Regions from separate parts of the Homo sapiens genome. Here region 1 is linked to region 2. A link is a loop called in an ENCODE intact Hi-C map of the cell type or tissue named here. Cell type or tissue: mammary epithelial cell. All regions are shown on one strand. Links, peaks and the distances in the headings refer to the core of each region. The heading gives the core; the rest is flanking DNA. Region 1 overlaps EML6 (EMAP like 6). Region 2 overlaps CLHC1 (clathrin heavy chain linker domain containing 1).

Region 1 (15,284 bases), core at 3,895-11,894, 340 kb before region 2:
AGGTGGGCCACAGACCCTGCGCCAAGGGAGGGGTACATGGTACTGTGAGCCATGGGGGTCCACAGGATGAAAACTTACCCATCGTTGTTGTGAAGGGGAATCTTTTTCAGTGCCGAGATGAGGGAGAAATTTCCTGAGCATCTTTTAGAGAAGACCCTGTGACATAGGGCTCAAAGTCCTCAACAGGCCTGAAACGAGTTGTTTCTCCTGGGCTGTTCCTCATGAAGCCCCCGCTGTGTGACCTGATGGCGATGCTGCCACAGAGGTTGTTCCATAGGCCAGATCATGTGGCAGTGCGCGGTGCTCTCTGCCGGCCTTAGGTAGATTTCAAAGGACTGGGAGAAAACAGCCTAGACGGCATATCCTTCAGGCCATCCTTAAATAGTGTTGTTTGCAGCAAAACTTTGCCAACAGTTGAGCAACAGGGAAATGAGCTGGATATTGTACTTCCTGTTTATACCTGGATGCCAGCTGCTTTATGTATCTGTGAAATACAAAAATGTGCATCTAAGTCAACTAATCCAGGATTGGACTCTTGTCTTCTCACGGAGGCTCAGGATGCTGGTGTGCATACGTTTCTGAATACTAGGCACAGAGTTTGGCATAGGAAGTTGTGGAATTTGGTGTCTACCTCAATGTAGGGACAAGGAGATCGAAGGCCTTAAGTTCTCTGCCATAGAGTGTGGGCCAGGGAAACTTGATCCGGAAAAAACATGCCAAACAGATATAAGCTTGCAAGTACCCGTAAGAGCAATTTTTTTTAAGTACAGTAGCCAAAAATGTTTGGTCCTGAACCATGAAACTTCTTGGTATATCTTTCAAGGTAAACCAGAAACCAAAACATGTACTTAGAGAGCAGAGTCAACTTGCCAGATGGGATTAGTGACCATAAACTGCCTAAACGTTGGGGAGTACCAACCAGGATTCATGACTCTTTTTGGCAGTTACTCCATTTAACTAATCCAAAAATTGTATCACATAATTAAGGCATAAATTTTAAAGCATGGGGATCAGCTAAGAAGCCATTGGTTTACGCTGCTATACTTTTCTGCCCAATACTGAGTCCTTGAGCCTGGCTCTCCTGGGAGAGTTCAGGGACCAGTTCTGAATGAGGATCTGTGTAACCAGGTGTGGTACTGATCACATCAGCCCCACAGCCAACTCCCATCTACAGAGTTAGGACAGTCAGCGACGCCCTCCGTTATACATCAGTCTCAGATTCCCGCCCCATCCTTACCAAGATCAAAGCACATCTGGCTGGTACACGGTGGACACTGGGAACCCGAAACAAGCCTGCACCTCATAGGATGTGCCTGCCCTGTGGTGCCTGGGCTTGGCGTTGACCAGGGATTGGTGTGCATCTTAGATGGCTTACTGATAAGGCGGTAGCCTGCATTTTGTAGGGAGAAACAGATTGTGCTTTTAAAGGATGGTATAGATCATGTTCCAGTTTGAGTCCCAGGGAGTCGGAGAGGGCACAGGGGCTGGGATGGAGCTCCTGGGAGAGTGGAGATGGCACTGCTTAGCATGCAGCCCCACAGTGTGGATGCTGTGGATGATGTTAATTTTAGAATTGCTGCTGACGACCAGTACTCTTAATTGCTTAGTATTTTACTTTAAACTGATTAATATATCTTTTTAAAACTTTGCTTTAAACTAATATTTGTGACATGAGTTTAATATGCTGGGGTTTAATTTTTGCCCTTGGAGCACCCACCTAAAATTATCCTCTCCCCCTGGCTTGGGCAACATTGTCACAAAAGGCCACTGTGTATCATCAAGCATCAAAAGAGATGCCTTCATTCCAGTCCTCAGTGAAAAAACAATGTACATGTAGCATCAAAAGAAGAAAGGCTCCTGGTTTGAATTACTGGTAACAACTAAAGTCTGGCCCACCCATTGCTTCCAACTTAGGGAGTTCTTGAGCCTGCATGGACAGGGTCATGTGGGGAAACTTGCTCTGAATCCCTCTCTAAGGTGCTCTGTTGCGCTCAGCCAGGCCTTGGTGCCATTATTGCACTGAAGCAAGGAAGGAGGATGTTGAGTTCCAGAGCCACCTTCCATAGCTCCGAACAGGGAGAGACTCTCAGAACCGGCCCTCCTGTGGTCTTGGAGGCTGGCTGCCTGGGCCATCCTGTGATGGGGCAGCCTCTCCAAGGCAAGTGGAGGTGTGCCCCAAATCCAAAGTGAGGTAGAAGACCCAACACAAGTGTAGGAATTAAAATACATAGGATTTGAGGAGATAAAAGTAATCAAGATGTAAATAGCTTTCTGGCGTAGCTCCCCCTTCAGCCAGGCAATACCATACCCTTGGTTGTTTCAACATTAGCAAAGAGCTGAGCAAATAAAAGGGAAGGAAAGAGGGTGGGAAAAGAGCAAAAGAAAGCAGAGTGGACAGAAGATGGTCAGGTGTCCTGTCCTCCCCACCCCCCCGCCAACCCCTCATCCCTTCCCTCAAAGAAGGCTTGGCCTTCTGCTCCACCTCTCTTTGCCTCAAACAAACCAAGTATATTCGAAAGGAACAGATTCAGGCAGAGCAGTGTTAGACTTCCTTGCCCTCAGTTTGGACATGAAGCTTCCTTGTTCTCAGTTTGGACATGACAGTTTTATTTTTATAAGAACTATCTTGATATAAATGAGCTTTCTTCTGTATTTTTGCTATTTGTGAAACAGCGACACTCGAATTCATTTCAATGGAAATGTAGCGATTTCTCATCTTACTCAAACAGCCAAATAGTTTTCTAAACAAATTTAGCAAGAGAATTAATCATGGCCACGGCCCAGTTCCCATGACATGGTATGGGTACTTTTCTATGTTCTATAAATTTAAAAGTATTAGCAAAAATTAAGAAATTGCTGCTTACTAGTGTTTAGGAATCTGAGGGTATTTATAAAGATCACACTTAGTGTGCCACCTGTAAAGACTTCTGTTGCTCCTCCTGTAGACATCTATAAGATTTACAAAATGAATCTGACAATTTCCAAGTTGTTTAATGGAAATCTTTGCAAGATTGGCATACATTTGCATCTTCTAATAACTATTAACTGTTAGCCATCAAGAAAGAAGTTTTAAAATGAACTAAGATGGATACTAAGCTCAGAAAAAAATGATATGGCTTTGTAATAAAGTGACATTATTAATTCTTTTACATCTTTGTAGTAGCTTGAGCTAATTAGGACACTTGACTTACAGTAAAAACAATTAACCCCACTTTAGGTTAAGCGTGAATGATTGGAGATGGGTCACATTCACATCAAGAATTGGTTAGTGTCAGATCTGATTCTCAGGGCTCCCTCCCTTCTCCCCAAGGGTTAGTCAAAGAAAATGTCACTCACATGATGAGGAGGGCCATCCCTCAGTGAAAGGGAATTGTAGAGTTTTATTTGCACCGGTGACTTGTGCATCTTTTGTGAGTTATTGCATTTTTGCTGACTGGGTGTTCAAACAAGTTTCTGTAGCAACAACAACACAAGATGATATAAACCAACAACCTAATTCACCCAGGATCCTTCATCTGCAATTCTCAAAGCCAAAAGGTTCAGAATACCAGAAGATTTTCTAAATAACTAATTCGGCAGCAAAACTTGACCTGATATGAGGCTACTGGGTGTCTTTATATATTTTGTTATAGAAATATTTAATTTCAAGATGCTGCCTCAGTTTCTGCTGGATATATTACAAGTCCAAAATCCACATTTTTCTGAATTCCAAAATGCATCTGGCACCAAAGGATTTCAGCTGTATGGGGTGGTTGTCCTCCAATATACATCTTAGTGAATATAAAATTCTGGAATTTTCAGGCTGGGAGACACCCTGGATGTAAGGCGGCGGTGGCGGGGCATGGGGAGAACTCCCTCACTTCATGGATGGTACAATGAGGCCCAGGGTCATTAGCATCAAGCTAATTGTAAACTGAAGTCACTCACTCATACCTCACACCAAACTTCACAACAGTGCATGCTGAGTCTGATCACTTTTAAAACACATTTATGATCTGGGTAAAATAATGAAGCTTGAGTAACTTATAGTGGTGGCAAGAAAAGCCAAAATTCTTAAAGTCCATCAACCAAAATGAATTACTTCTAGGATAATAAAACACTTTGGGTTAATGGTTATAAATGATTCTGTCTAAAGGAATACAGTAATTATTCACACAGTATAAGATGTATTATTTACTTATTTGTCCACTCAGTAAACATTTATTAAACATCCAAGTGCCAGATACGTGCCTAGGAACTGAATAGGAAGTCCTGAAAAGTATACTTCAGTCAAGATTATATTTTAGGTGTGAGTGGAGGTCGGGGGAGTTCTGTGGGTTTTAACTACCAACACATATTTATTGAGTTGTTGCTGTGTCTAATGGACTATAAACTCCGCATCCAGAAAGAACCTGCATTAGGTGAATCACTGAGCAAGAATTAGAGGCCAAAGTTCCAGGACATGAGATGCCCTGCTTAGACTTGTCACTATCTCCACTGAACCTTCTCTGGTCAGGCCACCACCATCTTTTACATAGAATATTGCAGTTGCTTTGTAAGTTGCATTCCTGCTTCGACCACCATCCTCTGCACAGCAGCTAGAGGGATTATTTGAACTTTATGTGAGCCAGATCACATAATTGCTTTCCTCAAAACCCTGCAATGATTCATCTTACCCACAGTCAAAGTCCTTATGGCAGCCACCACCCTCCGCATTGCGCTGCTTCGCCCTGGCTGCTCCTTCCCCTCGCTGCTTCTCCCTCTGCCTGTGACACTCTTGCCTAGAATCTGCATGACTACTTCCCTCCTCTCCTTCAAACCTTTGCTCAAATAAAGCCTATGCTGATGATCTCTTCTAGAATTGCAACTCATTCTGCCTCTACCACTCCAAGTATTCCAAATCCCCTTCTCCCGGGTTTACCTTTCACCTTGTAACATACAGTATAATTTCTGTGTTATGTTCTTGGCTATTGTCTGTTTCCACAAAGGTAGGGATCTTTGTTCACTGATGCCTCCCACCCACTTAGGACGTGCCTAGTGTGTGCTGGAGTCCTGGAAGTAGCTGTCAGGTGAATGAAAAGTGTCATAGGACTGGAGGGTGGAGCCTTGTGGAGGAGCGCAAGTGATGAGGATGCAGAAGGAGGAACAGATAACTTGGTTTCTTTGTGTCAACCTGTGACATGCAAGCTTGCACTCCAAGGGCCAACTACAGGAGGTCTTAGAGGTTTAGGCAGGCATGTGGCATAATCGGATCTCCACTTAGTTCTCCTGCCCCAGAGCAGAGAGCAGACTGGGGTAGGATAGGATCAGAGGTAGGAGCCCAGGTGGTTGTTCCAGAGTGTTCATGCTTATTACTGTTTTTACTCCTCTGAGTACTGCGATGGTCAGATAGTCTAGCAGCTCTCAACCAGGAGTGATTTTTTGGACATTTGGCAGTGTCTGGAGACATTTTTGATTGTCGCAACTGCAGAGTTGCGACTGGCATCTATGGATAGAGGCCAGGGAAGCTGCTAAAAGTATTACAGTGGACAGGAGAGCCACCACAACAAAGAATTACCCAGCCCCAAATGTTGATAGTGTTGTTGTTAAGATCCCTTGCAGAGAACGTCCAAAAGACCAACTCTCAAACCTGAGAACACCCTTGTTTACGATAGAAGCAAAATAAGCACATCCTATTCTCCAGTCCCGCGGGCGGCTCCATTACTTACCTCTTGACTCCTTGCCTCTGTCACCGCTCTCCCTGTGTGCCCACCATTTTTCTCTGGGCTTGCCCTTCAGCCTCACTGTTCTGCTGAGAAGGTAGAAGAACACTGCAGAGGCCCGAGCCTCAGGAGCTGGAGACAGATTTGCAGCCAGGAGATGTGGTGTCACTGTGTGCGCAAGTTCCGTGTGTGACATGGTGTCAGAGGGCTGCTGGCCTGGCTTGTAGTAATTCCTCTGTAAATAACTCTCCTTAGCCAGCCTTATGTAAAAGCTAGCCTGGGTGGGTTTCCTCCCTGGGTGGGAGGCCATGGGCTTGGCTATGTGTTCTCATCTTCTGATATCTCACTAGGCTTTGTGTATCTTTCACAGTTCCCGTGGCTGTAGAATTTTGGATCCTGCGGAGTGGGTTTTGAAATGAGCAGAGATTTTGTAAAAAGAAATCTTTCCTATGAATTCTGCTGGAGATTCTCAGGCAGGGAGCCTTTGTGAACAGGAGCAGCAGGTCATAGGCAGTCCACGCTTAGGATGACCTGCAGCCCCAGCCCTGCGACTCTCCCAGCTCAGGGTCAGTGCTGAATGCCCACTCTGTGGTGGCCTTTGTGGTACACACTCTACACACAGGATCCCATTTAATCCTCAAACTCCCCTGGGGGTCCCCTGGCAGGGAGGCTTCTCAGGCTGAGGTCTGGGCAGTCACACAGGGCCTGGTACTCAGGAGGGCCCTGCGGTTGGTTGCATGCTTTGCTGTCACTTGCTTGGAATTCCTAATCGTTTTTTAGCAAGGGGCCCCACACTTCTGTTTTGCACTGGGCTCCAAAATCATTGGTGTTTATGAATCCCTGGGGAGATGCATGTCTTTCCTCCTTCATTTCTTTCACATTTCCAAACTCTGTCTTCAGCATTACCCTTAGAACATCAGAAGTCCCTGCAAGGCCCAGAGCTCCTGTGCCCAGGATCCAGGCTCCCTAGGTGGCCTCAGCCACCCCTTCCTGAGGGGCTGCAAGGGCGGGGGGTTTTGAAGATCTCTGCTGTCTTTTCCACACCCTCTACCAATACTCCCTCTTAAGTTTGGGTGAAATTACTCTTCCTCTCTCTCTTGTTCTTATTACCTTTTAACCTCTTGCACTCAAGGCATTCCCTGGTTTTGCATCCTTAATAAGGTTAGGTTTACAGGAGACAGCCACAACCTTGTCTTGTTTCACCTTCAGTACCATGTCCTGGGCATACATTCACAGATACAGGAAATAACTTTGTGGGGAAGGGTATTAACTCCACACTTGAACTGCCTGAATCCTCATTTTTTTTCCCCCTATTGCTAGCTTGCTCTGTGACTTGAGGCAAGTAATACAAACTTTCTATGCTGTTATTTCCTCATCGGTTCAGCACGTATTTACTAGCCCCGTTGAGGGCCTGGCGCTGTCCATGGGGTTAATGATAATGCCACCTCCTAAGCACTCACGGGCACTCACGGGCACACGGCTTGGTTAAGTTGGTGAGAATCCTTACTGCCCACCTGCAGGGCTTGCTTGTTTATCTCAAAGTCGACTTCTCACAGGTGCTACTGTCTTTTTTGTCATTTGCTCATCATCTTTGGGCTTTCCGATCCAGTGGGGTAGAGTTTGCCAGCATGTGACTGAAGAACCACTGCATTAGAATCAGCTGGTGACCTGCTGGGCACTCTGAATTTTCAACAATCTGACATGCAAGAACACACTAGGTGGAGAATGGCTTGAGCAGGCAGTGGTTCTCAGCCCTGGGGAGCTAAAAGTAATGAAGTCTTGCTCTGGTCCAGACCAACTGGGAGGAATATCTGGGAGGGGCGCAAGCATCTGTGTCTTTTAAATGCTCTCTCTGTAGATTCTGGTGTACATTGAGGGTTGGGAACAACCATGCCTGGCCCTTTACCATATCAGGCCTTGGAACATGGGTTTTAAGAACACTATTAAATACGAGCCTCTGCCTGCTTTCAGTTTTCCCCTCTTGGACCAAATAATTGGGAGAAAAGGCCATTTTCTTCCCCAAATGGTTTGTTCTCTTTGTGTGCTGGAACATAGCCTTTTCCTCTGTGAGTTTGCAGTGCCAGCAGATCAAAATTATAATAGCAAATGACAAAAGCTAAGTTGTAAGATAAGGCAGAGTAACTAAGACTCTAGGAAAGGCCCATAGGGCACTTCATAGTTCCTGGCACTGCCACCTTACAGGGCTCGGATGTGACCACACATACAGCAAGTTGTTCTGTGCTGAGATGTGAACTTAATAGAAAGATCCTGACCTAGCACAAAACCCGCGGGTTAAAATAATAGCATAATGTATTGATTCATTCCTCAGTGCCAGACACTGGGTCATGTGTTGTTGTGTTGAATTCTCACAATGCTATGAAGTGTGAGTGCTAATAATCTCCACTTTACAGATGGAGGAACTAACGATATGAATGACTAAATACCTTACCATGTCACACAGCTGGCAACGGCTGGTATATAAATCCAGTTCATATATTTAACTGTTCAAAATAAACTAGTGGTAGAAAATAAGCAATGTCCCTTAGTAATGAGGTCTGATTTGATATTCACAGACTAGATCTCCCCATGGCCAGGCTTCAGGACTGTAGCAGAGGGAATTGGAAGGTTGCTGTTTCTCTTCTCTGGTCTGAGTATAAAATCAGGGCCACGGACTGGTGAGGATTTGGTCTTGGCATAAGAGGATTTTTTTGGTTTAGATGGGTGATTTGCTCTCTACCGCCATCTGCTGGCTCTCTGTACCAAGCATAGGCCCAAGCTCCACGTTTCTCATCACAAGTGGCACAGGGTATGGTGTCCAAATGTGGACACCTCATCTGTGTGGTGAAACGCCTTCAGTTCACAGTGTCAAAAGTAACAATGATGTGTATTTCTCCAGGAAAGAGAACTTCTGTGGTTTTAAATAATGAGGATGGTTTCTCCTGTTTCTCTTAACTACTGATGGATTTGTAACCATATTCCAAATACTAGCTTATATTTCTCTGACTCCCAGAGCAGAATAGAAAGCAGTATAAGACAGCTTCGTTGCCTTCTAATGCTGCAGCTGCCTTGGTCAGCCCAGCTGGGACATCATGATTACATTTCTGTTCTCTGGGTTTGTGTCAGAAGTAGAAACTAAGCCTGGATAGACAGGAGAAGGGAATTAATGTCAGAACTTTGTCAGGGATCTGCCATTCACCAAGGTCTCACCAGAAGGTTCCCAGAAGAGACTGTGTGGTTCTCTTTACCACTCTTGCATGCAGAAGAACAATTAGGTTAAAAAAGGATGGCAATGGGATGTTATTAGGAAACATGAATACAGCTTTTGACACACTGATGTCTTCCTTTTTAAAATGGTTATCTAAGGAATGAGAGTGACCTGGTATTGTATCTATTGCCTGGTGGACAGACGCCATGAGATTGACTTGTCTGATGTGACAAAAGACAATTGATGTGTTGAAAGAACTGAGTACTTAGGGAGAGACGCAGTTGCTCTCTGAGAGAAAATGTTCACAGCTCATTAAGTTGATATTGCAAGCAATGAAAATGTAGCAACTCCTTCTCTTGTTCTCTTCCCTTCCACCCATGTGTAGCCAGAAATAATCCTTGCTAAGCTCCGCCTTTACGTTGGTTAGTTCAGTGGAACCCTTTTTCAAATGAAATCGGAGATGGTGAGGTGTCAAGGGAAATGCAGCAGTGGGATCCTCAAACTCCCGCCTCTTGCTGTCCTATTTCCTGGCCCTCTCCTTGCCAGGAACCTGGCACTCTTCTGAGGAATGCAAGAGCTCCCTGGATATGGTCTGAAAAACACTGAGTGCCATGTGACTTGACTGGTTCATTAGTCTGGGCTGAGTTGGAAGGTTTTGGTCTTTGTTCCTGAGCCTCTTAAAATTTTTTAAAAGAGAGGATATATAGATATATATTTAATGTCGATATTTAATTCCAGGTTGTGGGTTATTATAATCTTTTTTCCTTGCTGAATTTATTCCCCCAAATAAGGTTAAAAATAGCAGGACAATAAATACAGTAAAAAAGTAGATTATTTAGTTTTTGCTGATGTTGGAAAATCATTAACTCTTTGCTTCCTGATAATGCTGAAGAGTACAGCATTAAATCCTTTCTGTAATAAAGCATAAATAGATACTTGACCAAATACAGCTCCAGGCCCTTGGGACAAATTCAAGTCATTTGGCCTTGAGAGGCCAGACATGCTGTTGGAGGCCTTGGGAGAACTGGTGTGTTCATGCTTACAGTGAAGCCATGGATTCCAGACCTGCCTGGAAAAGGGCCGTGTCTTTAAAACAATCAATGGCATTATAAAAGGACTATGATCTGAATATTCAATAACAGTTAAAATATATAACGTATCACTAAGATGTAATGTATATGTCTATATCTGTATACAATGTATGTGTATATAGGTACACATATACATTTGCATCACTTTAGTTTTTGATGCATGGATATCTGCTTACATATGTCTGGCCCCTTTTTCAAATGTAATCTTCATTACGGTAGGGGCCTATCTTGTTCACTGTTAAGCTCCACTGTCAGGCACAGAGTAGTGCTGAATAAAAATTTCTGAAATAAAGGAATGAATATATCCCATCTTTGAATGTTCTTACTGAGTAACAAGGGTGGTATCTTTTATTTCTTGGCATCTCCAAGGACTCAAATATTTGATTTTGATGTTTTATTTCATTTGCTCAGTAATCTTTATTGAGCATCTACCACGTGACAGTCACTGTGCCAGGTATTGAGGATATAGCAGTAAATAAAACTGATAAAACTCTCTTCACAGACCTTTCTATTCTACTGAGAGGAAGCAGACAATAAATACAGTAAAAGTAGATTATTTGTTTTTTGCTGATGTTGAAATATCACTGACTCTTCTTCCTTCCTGATGATGCTGAAGAGCAAAGCATTAAACCCTTTGTGTAATAAAAGTAGATGATGCAAAGCCTGCTAGGGAGACAACTAATTCAGCCCCTCCTCCCAAGCCCCTGCAGGAGCTGAGAAAAACACCAGGGAGAAAACGGGAATATGTTGACTCCTGAGTGGTAATGAAACCCCGAAAAGGGTAGGCAAAGAGATCAGGACAAGGAGGGGGGGCTGTGGCAACAGGATCATGGGCGCAAGGCCGTGTGGTTCTCTGCAGCTGAGCTGCATGCCCTGTCAGCTTGCAATGACATCCTGACTGCTTTCACCATACATCTGTCCTTCCCATCCTTGAAAGCCCATCCTGATGTTTGCAGTGGAGGATTTTGATTAATTGACCCTGAACTACTGTTGCCAGGGTGTCTCTACTCCTCCTGGCGGGAATAATACATCGGCCTGTGTGCTTTTTCCCACCATTTCAAGACCTGTAGCAATGAATTCAGAGGAAGGAGTAAAGACAGTTATCTCATGTATTTGTTTAAAGCCTTATGCCTTGAAAAACTACTTTCTCTTAATAAATGCATTTATCTCATTGGATCCTCTCGGGACCACAGTGAAGTGATTAAGATCAAGATTATAGTTAGGATGTCCGCGTACCCCAAATTACCCCTTCTGTTGTCCCAGCATCCCAGCTGGTTTAGTATTTGTCTTGGCTTTTTTTTTTTTTTTTTTCTTTTGAGACAATCTTGCTCTGTCGCCCAGGCTGGAGTACAATGGCACAATCTCAGCTCACTGCAAGTCCCTCCGCCTCCCAGGCTCATGCCATTCTCGTGCCTCAGCCACCCGGGTAGCTGGGAATACAGGTGCGTGCTACCATGTCCAGCTAATTTTTCTATTTTTAGTAGAGACGGGATTTCACCATGTTGGCCAAGCTGGTCTCAAGCTCCTGGCCTCAAGCGATCTGCCTGCCTCAGCCTCCCAAAGTGTTGGGATTACAGGCATGAGCCACCGTGCCTTGCCATTTTTTTTTTAATAGACTTTATTTTTTAGGACAGTTTAGGTTCAGAACAAAATTGAGAATGTAGAGAGACTTACCATATACCCCTTCCCACCCACAACACACATACATAGCTTCCCTCACTATCAATGTGCCCCACCAGAGTGGTACATTTGTTCCAGTGGGTGAAGCTACCTTGACGTGTCATTATCACCCAGATGCCGTAGTTCATGTTAGAGTTCACTCTTGGTGGCGTATATTCTGTGGGTTTTGACAAATGTGTAATGACATGTCTCCACCATTATAGTATCCTACAGGATAGTTTCACTGCCCTAAAAATCCTCCATACTCTGCCTGTTCATCACTCTGCCTATTTATCTCTCTGCCCCAGATTTTTAATTTTGCAGTAAACAGTTTTTAGAATGTTATAATTGAAAATACTTTGATAGAACTATTTAGTAGGTCTTTCAACATAAGAAAGCTGCTTCCTTAGTCAAATACTTCAAAGTATTATGTAAATTTAGTTTTAGAGCCTCTTAAAGGCGTTCTAATTGGAATGACAGATTACTTGGTCACCATAATTACAGTCTATATCTTAAGGGGAGAAAAATTGGTCCCCAGCAAGGAAAGAATACTCCTATGTCTAGCCAGCTGGACCTAGAGCAGGAGTAGAGGCCAAGTCCTCGAACGTCTGATACTTTCTATCCCAGAGACACAGTGCCTGCTGGGGAGGCAAATTGGAGCCCATCACATCCTGGCCTTGTTTTAAAGTATTTAGGAAATTGATATTGCTTCTGTATTTCTAATTCGGATTCAAAAACTCACTGCCTAAACAAATAACAAACCCAGTAAGGAACAGAACAGACTGCAAAAAATCCAAGATACTGAGACTCAGGCAAGTGAGGACCTGCCTAGGGAGGATGAAATAGTACTACTGAGAGGGACGTGTGGACTTTAAAGGAGTACTATGCTTTTGGAGAAGAGGCTTGTGGAGAAGATTCCATAAATTAAGTCGGTGAAGAATAGTATTTTCACTGATAAATGTTTGATGGTATTTTGAGATTGAAATTGGAGTTTCATTTGCATATTTCTGAGACATGGTGCATCTGTTTATTCCGTAGGATATATCTAGATTCTGATCAAATATGTATTAAACTTGTTTAATATGATCATCAGCTGTTCTGTAGTGTCACCCACGTATAATTTTAACACAATGTTATTCCTAAAGGTTGAACTGATTCTTCTCTGATAGCAAATCTGAAGGAAATTATTCTGAAGGTTAGGTTTTCATGAAGACCAATTTATCATCTTATATTTACTTGATGATATAGTATTTAAAATACATTCTACTGTTTAAGACCAGCCTGGGCACCACATAGCAAGACCTTGTCTCTAGAAAGAAAAAAAACTAGTCTAGGCATGGTGTTGCACACCTGTAGTCCCAGTTACTTGGGAGGGTGAAGCAGGAGGATTACTTTGAGCCCCGGAAGTCGAGGCTTCAGTGAGCTACAGTGCTACCACACTCCAGCCTGGGCAACAGAGTGAGACCTTGTCTCTAAAAAATAAAAACAAACAATCCTGCTGTAGAAACACATAGTTATCCTAAGTCAAGGAAAAGCAGCCACTCTTTTGCAAACTAGATTACAAGGGGTGGAGGAAACATCCAGCGCTTGTAAGAAAATAACACAGAATGGGCTGGGCGTGGTGGCTCATGCCTGTAAACCCAGCACTTTGGGAGTCCGAGGCGGGCGGATCACGAGGTCAGGAGATCGAGACCATCCTGGCTAACACGGTGAAACCCCGTCTCCACTAAAAATACAAAAATTAGCCGGGTGTGGTGGTGGGCATCTGTAGTCCCAGCTACTTGGGAGGCTGAGGCAGGAGAATGGCGTGAACCCGGGAGGCGGAGGCTGCAGTGAGCTGAGATCGGGCCACTGCACTCTATAGTCTGGGTGACAGAGCAAGACTCCATCTCAAAAAAAAAAAAAAAAAAAGCACAAAGAATGGTGGCAGAGTTGATTCTCTGCCTCCAAGAGTCTTTAAGATGTGTCACATTTGATGGTATCCTGGTTAAAGGGCATTTACTTTAGGGTTTTGTGTGTGTGTGTGTGTGTGTGTGTGTGTGTGTGTGTGTGAATAGTGTGAAGATTTGCTTTTGTTTTACTTATTTTTGTCAGGCCTCTCTATCCGGAGCGTGTGCTGGAAAGCAGACCGCCTTCTAGCAGGGACCCAGGACAGTGAGATATTTGAAGTGATTGTGCGAGAGCGAGACAAGCCGATGTTGATCCTACAGGGCCACTGCGAGGGTGAGCTCTGGGCTCTGGCCCTGCACCCCAAGAAGCCTCTGGCTGTGACAGGCAGCGATGACCGCTCTGTCAGGTGAGGCCCTACCGCCGTCACCTCTCTGACTTCTTTGAGATGGATTTATTTGCCCAAATTTGCTTATTAATAGAAGGATAAAGTGCAGAACAGAACCACACAGTTTCCAAATGAAACGTTAAGACATTTAGCTCATCAAGTGGGTTTTTGGCATTTTGCTCCTGCTGTTGTCTTTCTTGGCTGCATCTTAAATCATGGAAATGTTTTTTAGAAGTGAAAAATGCTTCAATACTGGTGATGCTGGCTTCCAGATCTTTCTAATTGGAGATTTATGAGCTAAGCACACTCATCTATGATGAAACCATATTGTCCCCTCGTGCCCTTGGTCTTCTGCAGGGGGCTGCATGGAGATTTTACAATTTTGTTAAAGGCTCTCTCATTCATCATCATTAGAACTTAAATTCTGATTCTCAAAATTGTCTTTAGCACATGAATAAGCTATTATTTCTTTTTAAAGTCTCAGATGAAATTTTGAACAGCATCATCAGATGAAAGAATCATGGGGCCTGAGAAAGTAGTTTACTCGGAGCCTCCAGCTTTCTTGCTGTGGATCATTTTTATTCTTTTGAGAGCCCAACTGGGTAAAATGAGCACAATGACTTATGATTCCAGTATTTTTGTACCTATTAAAGGAATGAACATATGACTTAAAGGTTTGGGATGAAGAATGTTACCCCAATTTCAGTATTTTATTACTTAGTGCTGAGCTTTAGATATGCTCAATGACAAACAGGCCAGAAAGAGGGAGAGTGTGAGAGGAACAGACTGATCAATCGATTGAATGGCTACTGCCTCTGGGTTTTGATAGCTAATATAGAACAATGCAAACTGGACTAAAGCTCACTAGTTCCCACCTCCCTTATTTTGTGTGTTTATGAGTCGCATCAAAATACAATTAGTGTAGTCATTAATTCTGTTTTTTCCATCTCTACCAAGCACGAAAACCTCATTGATCTAAAAATCAGTGAGAAAAACTAAAACAACTGTTGTTCTCTCCTTGTGTGACATAAATGGTTATTTGGTTTATACTTCACTTTACTCACTTCTCCTTTTTTGTTTTTGTCTTTCTGTTACTCTTGAATTTTCCCGCTTATTCAGACACGTGTGAAACTCATACCCATCCAGAAAGAAGTGATTTCAAGGAAGTCCTTCGCTTTTATGTTTCAACAATTGTTAAGTCTCAGAATTGCAAACATCCTTGAGGAGCCCTGACTGCCAGAATCTTATTCCCTTTAACCATTAATTTGACTAGAATCTTTAATACATTTTTACACTAAGTATTAAAATTTAGGAAGGCTAAAAGTCATAATTTCTTGAGAAAGATGAGCATAGTGACTTCAGAGGGATAGTAC
Region 2 (15,284 bases), core at 2,376-10,375:
GGACTCCTCTAAAACCCAGAAACTACCATAATTATATCAAACAGAAGAGAGCAACTAGTTTATTTTTTAAGGCTTTCAGAGTAGCTCCTTCTACAACTTTCTTTATTGACCCAATACCAGCCTTCACAATCTCCACCATCAGCAAATTATTCTGTCTCAAATAAAAATGGTTTATTATTTAGTTCTATGGCTCATGTGGCTTAGAGTTTGTTGTATCCTTAAGGTGAGGGCTTTTGGACACTCAAAGGCAGAACTGTGATTATATGTTTGTTTTTTTCTTCCCAAATTGAATAACCCCATTCCTTCAACTTTTCTTTCTACATCTTCACGATCTATACATGCTCAAAATTAGTAACAGTTTTCTTAATGTGAAGCCTCAAACTAGTTTCGATGCTCTATTTAGCATTTAAGCAAAGATGATTTCAACAAGTGTTTGTGGTGCCTGCTATTATCCCTATCAATGGGACACTTTGCATTAGGCAAACCTAACATTTACCAGGCAGATAAATTAGGAGTTGGTGATTCATCTCACAGAGCATTCCCAGGAAAATTTCTTCAAAATAACCATTTCAGTCCTGTTTCATTTAGAAAACATTCATTTTATAAGCAATTTTTCATGGATTACAAATCACAGAATGAGAGTAGCTGTAATCTTATTGATGTCTAATTTATGTGTCACTTGGGTTTAAGATATGCACCTTTTTCTGGTATCTGCTACTGGTGTTATGAGCTCTTCAAGACCTCTTGTTCCTTAGGGAAAGAGTCAGCATGAAAATCATCTCTTAGAAAATATTATCATGTTCATTTGACACCTGAAAAAGCATACCCAGAGGGTAGAAGAAACTTGGAGACTGTTTATACACACAAATAGCATAAAGGACTTTTTTCCATCTCTAGGGGACCAACCTGGGCAAAGGAATAGAAGGAATAGCCTTGGCAATTATTCTCCCTGTCCCTGCACCCTCAAGAAAACAGGGAGAGTCACATTCTCGGATGCCAAGATTAATACCTATGTTTGGTTTCTTGGCAAGCAGGCTCTCTGCACTGCAATCTGGAAGGCCACTGGAATCTCTCTGCCAATGTTTTTCGCATTCTCATTATTGATCCTAGTAGCAGCACAAACCTGTTTCTGGATGTTGTGTTCAGAAGCTGATCAACATTAAGTACTCACCTCAAGGAGGCTGGCCAAAAACAGCCTGCAGACTTTTCAAGCTGACTTTTCAAACTGTTTGCTCTTTGGGTTGGTCAGGGCCTGCAATCAAAACTCATCATCATTAATTCATAAACGCCTAACTCTTTAAGCAATTTGGCAAAAATCTTTTGACAATTCAGTCCCACTGCTGGGGGCTGCTTCCAAAATGTACATTACCAAAGTGTGTGAGCAGGCTGGACATGGTGGCTCACGCCTGTAATCCCAGCACTTTGGGAGGCCAAGGCGGGCAGATCACCTGAGGTCAGGAGTTTGAGACCAGTCTGGCCAACATGGTGAAACCCCATCTCTACTAAAAATACAAAAATTAGCCAGGCGTGGTGGGGGGCGCCTGTAATCTCAGCTACTTGGGAGGCTGAGGCAGGATAATCACTTGAACCCAGAAGGTGGAGGTTGCAGTGAGCCAAGATCGCACCACTGCCCTCCAGCCTGAGTGACAGAGGAAGACTCCGTCTCAAACAACAACAATAACAACAATATAGTCAAAATGTGTGAGCAGTATGAGGCGAAGGAAGAGTTCCAGGAGAAAATGGATGGGAATGTGTTGTCACACATTCTGATCTGTGTACAACCAAAGTGGTAGAAGGGTGACATGCCCTTCCTGTTAAGCACAAACCCACCTAAAGCTCACTCTATTTATGATAGTATTTTTATTATCTGACCTAATAAAACAAGATAACAGAATTTAACCCATACAACTGTTCCTTGAGTGGAAAAGATGGATCCTTCTCAGTGTGGCCCTAACACATTAATACACATGAAAGCTTAAAGGTAGAGTTTGCACCCAGTGGAGAGCTAAAAATGCTTGGTGGTGATTATTGCTGCAGTTTGATATATGACATGATAATGGAGACCCCCCACAGCCACAGTGGAATTTCCACTAAAGAGCTAACTGGATAGAGGCAAGGATCCATGTAGGCAAATCTTCAAAATGTAATTTTATAGCCTCTATTTTAAAACTGCAATACTGCTTCTTAACCAAGCTTATGGCATACAGTTGGGGAAGAATACTATAGATTAATTCTTTAGAGTGGGGTCGGGGGAAGTCAAAATTACTTAAGGACTCCGTACCTTTTCCTCTTTCTACACACAAATTACATCAGTGTTATCTTCCATGTTCCTCTGCATTAGAAATCAAAATGGCCTCCATACTGGATTGGCTTCCACATAGTAGCTCTACCCTTTATCCTCCCTTGTGTTACATCAGTAAATTGGGTAGTCCGCAGTAGGCTTTTCCAAATGAGAAAATATGGTAATTCTTTTTTTTTTTTTTTTTTTTTTTTTTAGTCGGAGTCTCACTCTGTCACGCAGGCTGCAGTGCAGTGGCACAATCTCAGCTCACTGCAAGCTCCACCTCCCGGGTTCACACCATTCTCCTGCCTCAGCCTCCCGAACAGCTGGGACTACAGGCGCCCGCCACCATGCCCGGCTAATTTTTTGTATTTTTAGTAGAGATGGGGTTTCACCGTGTTAGCCAGGATGGTCTCGATCTCCTGACCTCACGATCCACCTGCCTCGGCCTCCCAAAGTGCTGGGATTCAGGCGTGAGCCACTGCGCCTGGCACCAAATAAGAAAATATGGTAATTCTTTACTATCTTTATCCACTCAAAAAGCTTCATTTAAAGTTGATGGAGGCCAGGAATGATGACTCATGCCTGTAATCCCAGCACTTTGAGAGGCCAAAGCTGATGGATCACTTGAGGTCAGGAGTTTGAGACCAGCCTGGCCAACATGGTGAAAACCCATTTGTACTAAAAATACAAAAATTATCTGGGTGTGGTGGCGGGCACCTGTAATCCCAGCTACTCAGGAGGCTGAGGCAGGAGAATCGCTTGAACTCAGGAGGTGGAAGTTGTAGTGAGCTGAGATTGTGTCACTGTACTCCAGCCTGGGTGACAGAGCAAGACTGTCTCAATAAATAAATAAAAAAAAATAAAGTTGATGGAAACAAGAAATCAAATTTAGCCTCAGTTTAGGACAGAGGTTTCAAATTAGTGACCTGCAGGTCAAGTCTGGTCTGCAGATGTGTTTTGTTTGGCCCACACAGTACTGCTCACATCAAATCTGCATGTCCAGCTTCCAAGAAGGTAACACCGAGTCCACAGCCCTGCATAATAAAAGTTGCCTGGAATTTATCACAATTGTCCCTTTCAAAAAGTCCCCAGATCCTCCTTTCCCTGACTGTGATACATTTCACTCATTTACAGTAGTGCCAAAACCTCTATAGGTAGACGCAGATCCTCAAGGTAGGGAGGGTACTTGTAGAAAATTATCAATTAAAAAAAAAAACTAAAAAAACTATATAAATAATAGTGTCTTTTTTATGTACCCAATATATTTTTATTCAAGAACACAACAAATTATAACTACTAGCAAACTGACAGCTTTATACACCGAACATTTGTTAAATGCCATTTTTTTCTGAGAAAGAATGGAAGAAATGTATGAGCTTTCTATGAAATGTACAAAGTTAAAAAAAAAAAAAAAGGCCTCTGCTATGATTTTTGACTTAACATATGCTTTAGCAATCCAACAGAATTCCAGGCACCTAAAAAGTAACAGGTTTTCACCTTTTAAAGTTAAAAAAGTGATTAATTTAATGGTCATTTCTTAGTTAATTCAGGATTTAGGAAAAGTTCTAAATATTAAAAAAATTTTTTTCATTAGACTAGACTTCTGTTCAACATCTCTAAACCTTTCCAAATGAATGAATTTAATAGAAATTCATTTTGATACATGCTTGACTATAATAAACAAAAATGTAACTAGTTACAATTAAATCTTTCAGACCTTGGAAGAAATATCTTCCTTTCCTCACTGGTATGGTAGAAAGAAAACCTAATATGAAATCAGAGAAACTTAGTTCATCATGACCCTTGCTTTGCAACTGCTATGTAAAGCAATCAATGGCAAGAGGAAAAAAGGAGAGAAGACACGCTCAAGACAGCAAGACCTAATAGAACACATGAACGTTGGTTAAATCTTCATTGGAACAATTCAAATGTTAAAAGGCATTTTTAGCAACTGGTGAAATTTGAATATGGACTGGCTATTAGATAATGCTAAGGAATTATTATTAGTAACTTTTAAAATACGTTGTGTGTTTCCATTAAGGTTGTAATCTTGCTAGCAGAAATTGTGTGCAAAACAGGTATTCGGTAGATGTTGTTGATGCTGATGTTGAATTGTAGTATTTGAAATTTAGGCTGAAGGTCAAGAAGCATTGGGAAATAATTTGTACCTTTTCAGAATTACTGAATTTTAGAGTTGGAAATGACAAGAGGAGGTATCTAGTCAAAATAAATTTATCTTAAGCATGAGGAAAAGGACACATAGCTAGACAGTGGTGGGGCTGGTCTAGAATGCAGGTTTCTGTGCTGAGGCCCAGATTATACCTCCTTCAGTGTAGCTTACATGGAGGCTCTTATAGCTTCAAAGCCCTCTGTAGCTCACAACTCAATTCTTTCTCCTTCCTCATTTAACTTTGTAATCTTGCTCTTCCTCCCAACTCCATTTTCCATCACCAGGCATTTTAATTTATATTCACTTGACAACTTTTACTTTCCTTGGGAAAGCTGCCAAAGGCAATGCTAACTGAGAAGGAGTAATAATGAGAAAAGGAAAAACAAGGCAAAATTAGAATAACAACAACAACCGCTGTTTAAGCTTTCTCTAGATTTATATACCTACTTTATCCTCCTGGCTTTCATGAAGACATTTTTTTTTCTAAGCTCTGTCAATGGACACATAATAGCTTTCTATCAATCATATAGGTCTCAAAGGAAAAAAAAAAAAAAAAAGGTTTTAAGCCGTTGGCACACAAAGAACCAGTGCTGCCGAAATACCTCTCCCTTTCCATTCCTTTTTTCCATCCTTTATCTGCTCTTTTCAACAGCCTGTATGAAGGCCAAAAATCAAAATATTATTTTGATAAGGCTTTTAGTAATAAATTGCTTTTTAAACTATGCACATGTATTACTTTAAAAATGCTACGTTTTAGAAAGCTGAATTATAATTATCCAGTATTCTATTTAGCACCAAATGGAAAAATTAAAAACTCAGCTTGAATGCTTCTGAATTTATAAGATAAGCCAGGCAACCCTAATACAAGTGTGGACAGATAACTTAATCTCAGCAATAAGTTGTACCAATATATCAAATACTTTAAAGAAGGATAAACATATAAATACAAATGAGTAGACATATGGGATTTAGTAAGTACAAACTAAGTAGAGAAATGTGTGTTTCTGGGGCCGATTACAAAGGAATTACAGCTATCTTTTCCTAAGTTCCTCTATCATGTTATACACTTACACTACACATACATTATCACTAATCCTCACAACAAGCCTAAGGAAGACTGCCCATATTTTATAAGTGAGTAAGAGGTAGGACCAGAATTTTAATATGAAGCTGTCTGACTCCCCGTTCATCTTCTTTCCACTATAACATAAAAATACATATTCAATTTAAATTTAGGATGGGAAAAGTTATGCTCTTTGCTCTTATTCTAATAGCAGATCATTTTCATTTTTTACTTGAAATTTTTTTTTCTTTTTTTAATAACAGAGACGGGATCTCACTGTGTTACCTAGCTGGTCTCAAACTCCTGGGCTCAAGCGATCCTCCTGCCTCGACCTCCCAAAGTGCTGGGATTACAGACATGAGCTACCTTGCCCAGCCAGCAGCTCATTTTAACCATGTTCCATGGTCAAGGATGACATTTAGCTAGTAAGCTCTGGTGTGGCATAAGGGCTAAAGGCTGTTCTGATTAATTAGGTATCTGTTCTGCTTGATTTGTGCCCATGCCATACTAATCATTAAATATTTTTAATATTACACCTGTCCATGGCACAGAACTTTCAGAGTTTTCAATCAAATACTTATTCAGACACTTGAAATAATCCAAAACCACTTCTTATGACATATTTTCCATACCTATAGGTATCACAGGTCTACTTCTATGCAAAATTCGACTGGTCTTCTCTCTAAGTAATAACATGCCAAGAGTCCCAGCTTTTATACTAGAAGCCTAAGCTTTGCCATATTTATATATATCAAAGCATGGGGCGCATCTTTAAATCAGCAGTACAAAATTACTATACTCTAGGTTTTTGCCAGCAAGTCCAACCTTGAAATGATTTCCTGCTTTTCTGGTCAAGTCAGGCTTGTAGCATTTCATGTTTGGGAAGACAGTCTAACACACAGGATACTACCCACACCTTCCTCAGTTCTTGCTATCATATTACATCACCAGAAAGTAATATATCTGGACATTAGCTTATGTCCTTAGATAAAAATGCCCTACACTGTTTCACACAAAGTTATAATCTTGGATTTTATCAAGATTCAATATAAGAAATGACCATATGGGGAAAAGGAAGCAATAGTATAAATATTTCAAAGACAAATCTAAATGTCATCATAACAAAAGTGTGATTTATTTCTGAGATCTTCTTACTCTAGATTTATTTATAAGTTAGTTACGTTAAAATCAGTTTTTCCCAACCAGCATACATAAGGTGTTGTACAAGCTCCCTCAGCTGGTTAAGATATAGAACTACCAAAACACATGTTCCATTAGGTTGACTGCGTCATCCTCTTCAGAAATTTCTGTAACTGCAGCCTGAGATCGAAGAATAGACGTGATGTCATTAGATAATTTGTCAAAGCCATTCTGTGAACATATATTTGCCACTTCTTGCCACTTTTCTATGGAGCAAAAGGAATCATTTATCATAAGACTTTCTACTGCATCTGTGGGGAAAAAATACAATATTATAGTATGGCACTTATTTGATAATCTATACTTTAGTGATTCTTCAAAAATAGAAAAGGACATAATTTCAACTCAGTTACTGTTAAACTCTACCTGATTCCCCTAAGATTAATGATATAACATGCAGTGCTCAGTCAAGCTCATGGTAAGTACTCGTGTTAGTTCCTTCTCCTCCTCCCTTATCATTAACCTCTTCATGTCTCAATTCAACCCTCTACCACTTCTCACATTTCACATCTCCACTCATCTCCTTCTTGTTAAGGCAGCAGATGTTGAAGGCTATAAGGCAGGAGCTCAGAAAGTGATGAATGTGGGCTCATCCTTATTCACAGAGTCTATAAGGCACCACTAGAAACTATGAAATAACTGTAAACCTATAGGTCAAGTTTTCATGATTTCAAACACTTATATAAATGCCTTAGTGGAGCTAACCCAAGGACTGAAGAAACTCTTTGACAAACTCTTTATCCTGTCTCTAGCTGGAGAACTCTTAATGATGGGGCTTCTATAACAAATATTTTTCTTAAGGAAATAAAATCATTTTGTTTGTTAAAGAAATTTAATATTATTTACTTTTAAAAATATCTTAGTGATCTATCAATTTATGGAACTCATTTCTTATCTATTACCTGCATTACTTATGGTACTTCATAAAAGAGGATCACTTTTTAGAATACTGTCATCACTATAATTTTATTTCTACCATAATTATTATTTTTATATGAAAATATTTTAGTTGATATCTGTAATGATAATTTCAAAATATAAAGTTATCTTCCAAAATATGTTTTCAAGTAATTTAAAATGAAGTTGTCTGTTCAACTTCCTATATTAAATTAATGAAAAGAAAATAAAAGTGAGTTTTAATTATTCTCTCTCTCATTTTTTTTGAGGCAGTGTCTCACCCAGGCTGGAGTGCAGTGGCACAGTCACGGCTCACTGTAGCCTTGAGCTCCCTGGGCTCAGGCGATCCTTCCACCTCATCCTCTCAAGTAGCTGGGACTACAGGTGCATGCCACATGTGGCTAATTTTGGTATCTTTTTCATAGAGACACGGTTTTGCCATGTTGCCCTGGCTGGTCTTGAACTCCTGAGCTCAAGCGATCCACCCGCCTCAGCCCCCCAAAGTGCTGGGATTACAGGGGTGAGCCACTGCACCCAGCCTAATTAGTTATTCTCTAATTCACAGCAGAGTTAGGTTCAGAGTGAATAACATATGTAAATACACATACATTTGGTTTAGGAATTAAAACATATAGTTTATATCTACATAACATTTAAAATACATATAAAAGCTAAATATACACATATGTCAATATATACAAAGTTTTTAGTGTTAGTGATCATAATTATTGTAATATTCCCCTCAAGCTTCATAAAGATACTCCCTTCATTCTAATTCTCTCAAGAAATATATCCTATTACCAATAGATTATTATTTACATGGCAATCTTTACATTTATAAACTCCTAAAGTTAACTCTTGCTAAGAAGGAACTCTTAGGGAAATTTGAGTTAACTCATGCATAACCATCTTGAACCTCTCCCTAGATAACCCACTACTATTTCTCCCACAACATTTTATTCTACTTACCTATCCCACCTTTATTGATTTCTTGAAGTAGCTTAATGCCAACTTTTTTCATGTCTGCAGAGAACAGATGAAGTATAGCAAGACCAAAAGATAAAGATGGTTGTTTCTCATTCAACTCTTTAGTGAGACACTGAATTAATTCAACTTGGGGACATGACATTAATAGCTGCAACAGGTCATCTGAAGGCAAAAATGAAAAAGTTTATCTCAATGTCCTAATATCATAAATCAACTAGAAACTAGGACTAGCTAATGTCTATACCTGCCAATCAACAGTTTTTCTAATCCTTTCAAAGCCCTCAATGACCCACTCCAACCTAAACTCAACGGTACTATCCCCTAGCCCCCGTCAAAAAAAATCATGCTCAGCATAGCAAAAAACAAAGGAAAACTACCCATAAGAGTATCCAAAACATAATCAAATAATTATAATGAAAAAAATGTGGTATAATAAAAATACAGATTGGCTACTAGGAAACCTGAATTCTAATCATAGCTCCATCAGTCACTTACTCTTTTGGAACTCAGTTTTCACATCTGAAAAGTGTAGTATTAGAGGTCTCCATCTAATACTACAGTTTGTTTGTCTATATCTTGTTGCTCATATTTGGACCAAATTCTGGTGAGTATAATGTCTTTCTTTCTGTGCCTTGCACAGAAAAAGCAACTCAGTAATTTTTTTCCTAAAACTATCAAGCATTTAGAAATTCAAAAATGAAAACTTTAAGAAGCCAGTAGCTATTTCAAGTAGCCAGAGGTGGAACCATATGAAGTTTCCTATATTTGGCCACAAAAAGAACAATTCCATATGGGTTAATCTCTATTGGGTTAACCCAATAGTTAACCATTGAGGTAATCTAAAGCTACAATTATGATTTGTATTCTTAAATTTTTTCAAAACAAAGTCTCACTGTGTGGCCCAGGCTGGAGTGCATGGCTCACCATAGGCATAATGATTGTGTACTGTATCCTCAAACTCCTGGGCTCACGCAGTCTCCCGCCTCAGCCTTCCCAGTAGCTGAGATTACAGGCATGCCCCACTCTATACTCTCAAATTTATAAACTTGGTATTAACTTCCTAAATATTTTAAAGTAAAAATATTATTTTGCGGCCACAATAGAGGTAATTTTCAGAATAACTTCTGAGAGCCTTTCAAGGACTACCCGAAACATAATTTGAACTCTGAAAGCCTTGGGTTTTTAAAATGTATTTAATATATAGAGATGGGGTCCCACTATGTTGCTCCAGGCTACTCTTGAACTCCTCGTCTCCCTTTTTCTTACTACATTTCAAAATCCATTTTATTTTTTAAAAAATTATTATTATTATTATTATTATTATTATTGGATAAGGTCTCACTCTGATGCCCAGGCAGGAATGCAGTGCCACAATCACAGCTCACTGCAGCCTAGAACTCCTGGGCTCAAGCGATCTTCCCATCTCAGCCTCCTGAGTGGCTGGGACTACAGACCCATCCCTAAAATTTTTAAATTCTAAGAGTAATTAAAATCTATATCCCATGTCTAAACATTAACTAATATAATTCTTACATATGGAAAAATAATAGTTAACAACACAGAAACTGAAACTGTATACTTAGGTAATGGAATATTAATTAATACCTACTATGCCAGATTCTGTCCTGTCACTACATAACCAAATCACTTAGCTCTAGCTGTGCCTCAGCCTCTCTGTGGAAACATACTATTTTTGCATCTATAAAATGGGACAATAACAAAACCTACCTCATAGAGTCAACATAAGGATTAAGTGAGATAATCCATGAAAAAAAGCCTAGCTATTATTACAATAATAGTATAGGGCATGCTGTTATTAATGAAGAAATTTGTAACTTAAAAAAACAACAACATAGATTCTAAGAAAAAGTCAATTAATTGCTTGAAAATGACCAGATTCAACAACTACTAAAACTCCTTTTTCCTGGAATAATGTGACCTAAAAATGGCCATGTTTGGTTCCATTTTGCATCTTCTTAGAACTGGGATACATAGCCTGCAAATCAGGACAGGCACTGGCCTGGGGGATGGGGAGATGTCAGCAATGCCTGTACTTACAGTTATTGCCAAACTAGATCCAGAATAAGAGCTCTGCTCTTCCAACTAGGGTCACCCTAAGGTCCACAGTTCTCTCAGATTACCGTTCAATTGTAATCTCAGATTACTGTTCAATTGTGTTTTAAAATTTTGAAATAAATTAGAAATTCTTCATTTCTGATGCTTATATTACAGTTCAAAACATTATATATCACAGGCTGGGTGCGGTGGCTCACATCTGCAATCCCAGCACTTTGAGAGGCTGAGGCGGGCAGATCACAAGATCAGGAGATCAAGACCATCCTGGCTAACACGGTGAAACCCTGTCTCTACCAAAAATACAAAAAGTTAGCCGGGCGTAGTGGCGGGCACCTGTAGTCCCAGCTACTTGGGAGGCTGAGGCAGGAGAATGGTGTGAACCCAGGAGGCAGAGCTTGCAGTGAGCCAAGATCGCAGCACTGCACTCCAGCCTGGCAACAGAGTGAGACTCCATCTCAAAAAAAAATATATATATATATATCTCACAAATAAGTTATTTTTAAAAATCATATATGTAGTATGTTCTAGTATATCTGCTAAATCTATCTTTAAAACTGTATATTTCCAGGACTATCTGGCTTATTAAATGTTTGTATTTTGAGGAAATACATAATATTTTTGAATATCCAGCATGAAAGCCAATCAGCTCCAGCTTACTATGTTCATGAAAAATTACACAAGAAATCTCCTACTTATTGGTATATATAAAATTGATTTTATAACGTAAGTTTAAAGTAGTGCTTGCTATTATGGGTAATCTTACAATTAAAGCCCAGAATTCAAATGTATACAAATGGCAGACTTTTTAACTTACCGGTAGTAAAGTCCTTCAACTGCTGTATGTACTCCATGACCCTATGAGTCTGACCCTGTTTACACAAGCAAAGAATAGCTTTCTTGTGCAGGCCACATTCACTGTAGACAATCTGAGCTAAAGCCAGGCACTTGGCCTTGTTATAAGTATCCTGCTCCCCATAATCACAAATCACATCCCCAGCCTCCTCAGAAAATGTCAGTCTAGAACAAGCAGATCAATAAGACATATGTTAGAAAATTCCTGATGAGTGGCTGAGACTGAAATATTTGAAAATTCAGCACAGTAGGACTGGATTTTCTACTACCTGTAAGAATTCCAAGTTACAATTTAATAGGCAATTGATTATGTAATTGAAATGATTACTTGTCAATTTCTATCACCCCGATAATAGTCAATATGAAAATAAAGTTATTTGGAATGTAGTGGTGTATTTGCTAAGAAAATTAGATTTCTACAGGAAACTAAATGCATATATATATATATTTTTAGATTGAGTCTCGCTCTGTCACCCAGGCTGGAGTGCAGTGGCGCGATCTCGTCTCACTGAAACCTCTGCCTCCCTGGTTCACACGATTCTCCTGCCTCAGCTTCCTGAGTAGCAGGGACTACAGCCGTGCGCCACCATGCCTGGCTAATTTTTGTATTTTTAGTAGAGATGGGGTTTCACCATGTTGGCTAGGCTGGTCTTGAACTCCTGACCTCAAGTCATCTGCCCACCTCGGACTCCCAAAATGCTGGGATTACAGGTGTGAGCTGCTGCACCTGGCCACCACGTCTGGCTAATTTTTGTATTTTCAGTAGAGACAGGGTTTCACCATGTTGGCCAAGATGGTCTTGAATTCCTGACCTCAAGCGATCCTCCCACCTCTACCTCCCAAAGTGTTGGGATTAGAGGCATGAGCCACCACACCCGACCACTAAACACTTTCTGATTAATTGCAATAGGGACCTGAAGTAAATGTTCAAGTAACATATTGATAAAGCTATTAATATTTTTAGAACAAACAACTTTATTAACGAAATGTCAAAATTAAGTTAAAAGCTTAACTTTGCTTACCTTTCCTGTGTAACCCAATTGGTAACTAAATCTAACCGTTTTTCTGATAATCCACATTTGATTCCTTCCAGGGTTAGAGCTGCATCAACAGGACATGGAAAAGCATGACTTGTGATAAAGAGGGCCTCAAAAAATAAGAGTAATGGAAGAGGCTTTCCTCTAATTTTTCCAACAGCTACAGAAAGGAGAAAATTTTCTGAGTCAAATACTTTAAGAAATAGTTTGCTTTTTCTTATCTCATATTACTATTTTTGTGCCTTTGCTTTTCTAAAACTTTAACAATCTAAAATTACACATTTATAATTTTTAACTCATGCTTATAGATTAAACTTTATCTAAATGACTAAATATCACGTGCCATGTGAAGATGGAGGCAGAGATTGGAATGATCTGCTACAAGCCAAGGGAGGCTAAAAATCGCTGACAACCACCAGAAGCTAGGAGAGAGGCATGGAATGGAATCTCCCTTAGAGCCTCCAGAAGGAATGAACCCTTGACACCATGATTTCAGAGCTCTGGCCTCCAGAACTGTGAGCGAATATATTTTTCTTTTAAGTAATAGGGTTCTGCTGTTAATGAGGCCAATTTGCTATGACCGAAGAGAACAAAAGGTGCAGCTGCAGATACACAGAGGATAAAATTCCTAATGCAAACTATCCTGCTTTAATGACCAATCAAATGAGGCAAATATAAAACTGGACATTTAAAGGAATATACTTAGTCTAACATACCCTAACTTTGAAAATAATTCAATGAGGATGACAAATTAGGATCCTGAAATTTACATGTAGATTCAGCCAGTGACCAAAAAAGTATGTCAATCCCAAATCAGCATGACTACAATTCATTTTTTATTAAGCTGTATGTACACTCAATGCTTGAACTTGCAGGGGAGGAAGACTGTCAATTTGAACTCTTAATTAATCCATCAGATTATTTTCCTTTTTGTGAGCAGAAAATAAATTTACCACCATATCTTATTTCCTAGATTTTTCTTTAATTCTCCTCCTCAAAGTCAAGTGAGACAGTTTAGAGAGAACTACTGGATATGGATGTCTTGGAATTTAGAGAACAAAAAGACCAGAGCCTGATATTTGCCTGGAAAGTTTAAAGGTGAAAGGCTAGAGTGAGTAAAGAGAATTAAAGTACGAGCAAATTCTACTTTCACAAGATTGCATGTTCCTTAAGGGTGAAGGAGATTCCATGAAAGGCGGGTAGGCTGGTTGTCTTGAAAAGGCTCTCTCAGAGAGGTCTGCATGCAGACCAGATAACCCCACCTGAGAGAGTCTTTGGGGGTACACACCACCAGAATCATTAGCAGCCAGCTAAAGTAATACCTCCTGAATCAATAAAAGGCACAATGGAAAGTCCCCAGTGAGGGAAGGCCCTAAAAAACAAAGACTAAAGCAGTAAACTAGGAGGCAACATTGGGCATCTACCACACCCAAGAAACATCAAAGCCTAATGACCACTGCACCAGTTGAGTAAGACCTTTCCTGTCCCTTATATAACCCCACTGTAAAGCTGCCTAGTGATTAGAAGAGGAGAGAGTAGCAGAGTAAAGAAGAAGCAAACATGTCTCCTGAGCCTCAATAGGTTCTAGAGCCAAATCAGAGCCTAACCAGGGTAAGGGGAAAAATTTTAGATTAAACAAGAGATTGCAGTTTCTATTTAGTTTAGACTAGACTTTTGGGTACCTAAAAATAAAACTATTAATATCTAAAAGCGAGTGAAAAAAAGCTATGTGACATGACCAAGATATTATCCAGTAAAAGAAATAGGAACGCCAACACAGCCCTTTTAAAGGGCAATGGCGAGGAAGAATAAAGTTGTTTCTTGCTTTGTACTCTGTCAAGTCTAGCTTGAACTTTAGACTCTATCAAGTCTAACTGATCTATGATCCAGTTTCATAGATCAAAGCTTGGTAAAACCAGGTATGAAATAAAAAATAGATTCTGCGTCCGATTGAGGGTCTACTAATGAAATGTATGGATTTTCACAAGATAATATATAATACCTATTTTTTATTGTTCACAGACTTTTTAAACTTACTTCTCAACTCTCAGATATACTGTATTGTAAAGAAAATTAATTCTGAATAAGTGGCATGGTGCTAAAAACCCCTAAAGCTTGTATAGTGCTTTGAAATTATCAGCTGGTCTTAACCAATAACCCTAACAAGGTGGGTATCATTAACATTCCTAGTTTTCTTTTCTTTATTTCTTTTTTTGAGATGGAGTCTCGCTCCGTCGCCAGGCTGGAGTGCAATGGTGCGATCTCGGCTCACTGCAACCTCTGCCTCCCAGGTTCAAGCAATTCTCTTGCCTCAGCCTCCCATTTAGATGGGACTACAGGTGCGTGCTACCACGCCCGGCTAATTTTTGTATTTTTAGTAGAGACAGGGTGTCACCATGTTGGCCAGGATGGTCTCGATCTCTTGACCTCGTGATCCGCCTGCCTTGGCCACCCAAAGTGCTGGGATTACAGGCGTGAGCTACCATGCTCGGCCTGTTTTCTCTCTTTTCTTTCTTTCTTTATTTTTTTTTTTTTTTTCGAGACAGGGTCTCACTGTGTTGCCCAGGCTGGAGTGCAGTGGCACGATCACGGCTCACTGTAATCTTAACTTCCCAGGCTCAGGTGATCCTCCCACTTCAGCCTCCTGGGTAGCTGGGACTATAGTAATGTGCCACCACGGCCGGCTAATTTTTTGTATTTTTTGCAGTGACAGAGTTT

The links. Peaks named below come from ENCODE experiments on the same cell type or tissue, not always from the same donor. Only the 100,000 strongest peaks of a DNase experiment are listed, where the experiment ranks them.
Region 1: it touches region 2 in a loop (12-fold over the local background); 17 of 110 quality-filtered maps call a loop at or near these places.

Annotation. Positions count from the first base shown.
Region 1 is chr2:54,830,317-54,845,600 of GRCh38, forward strand. EML6 (EMAP like 6) reads left to right here. Exons shown (of 42, transcript NM_001039753.4): 8 at 13,731-13,932. Among named protein-coding and RNA genes, the nearest start is that of EML6-AS1, 87 kb to the left of the region's middle. In mammary epithelial cell, for the core only: a CTCF peak has its summit at 8,434 (motif pointing left); no DNase peak of the experiment used is centred there.
Region 2 is chr2:55,169,019-55,184,302 of GRCh38, forward strand. CLHC1 (clathrin heavy chain linker domain containing 1) reads right to left here. Exons shown (of 13, transcript NM_152385.4): 10 at 12,552-12,726; 11 at 11,492-11,694; 12 at 8,584-8,763; 13 at 3,529-6,968. The coding sequence ends at 6,772. Among named protein-coding and RNA genes, the nearest start is that of CLHC1, 56 kb to the right of the region's middle. In mammary epithelial cell, for the core only: a CTCF peak has its summit at 6,750 (motif pointing left); no DNase peak of the experiment used is centred there.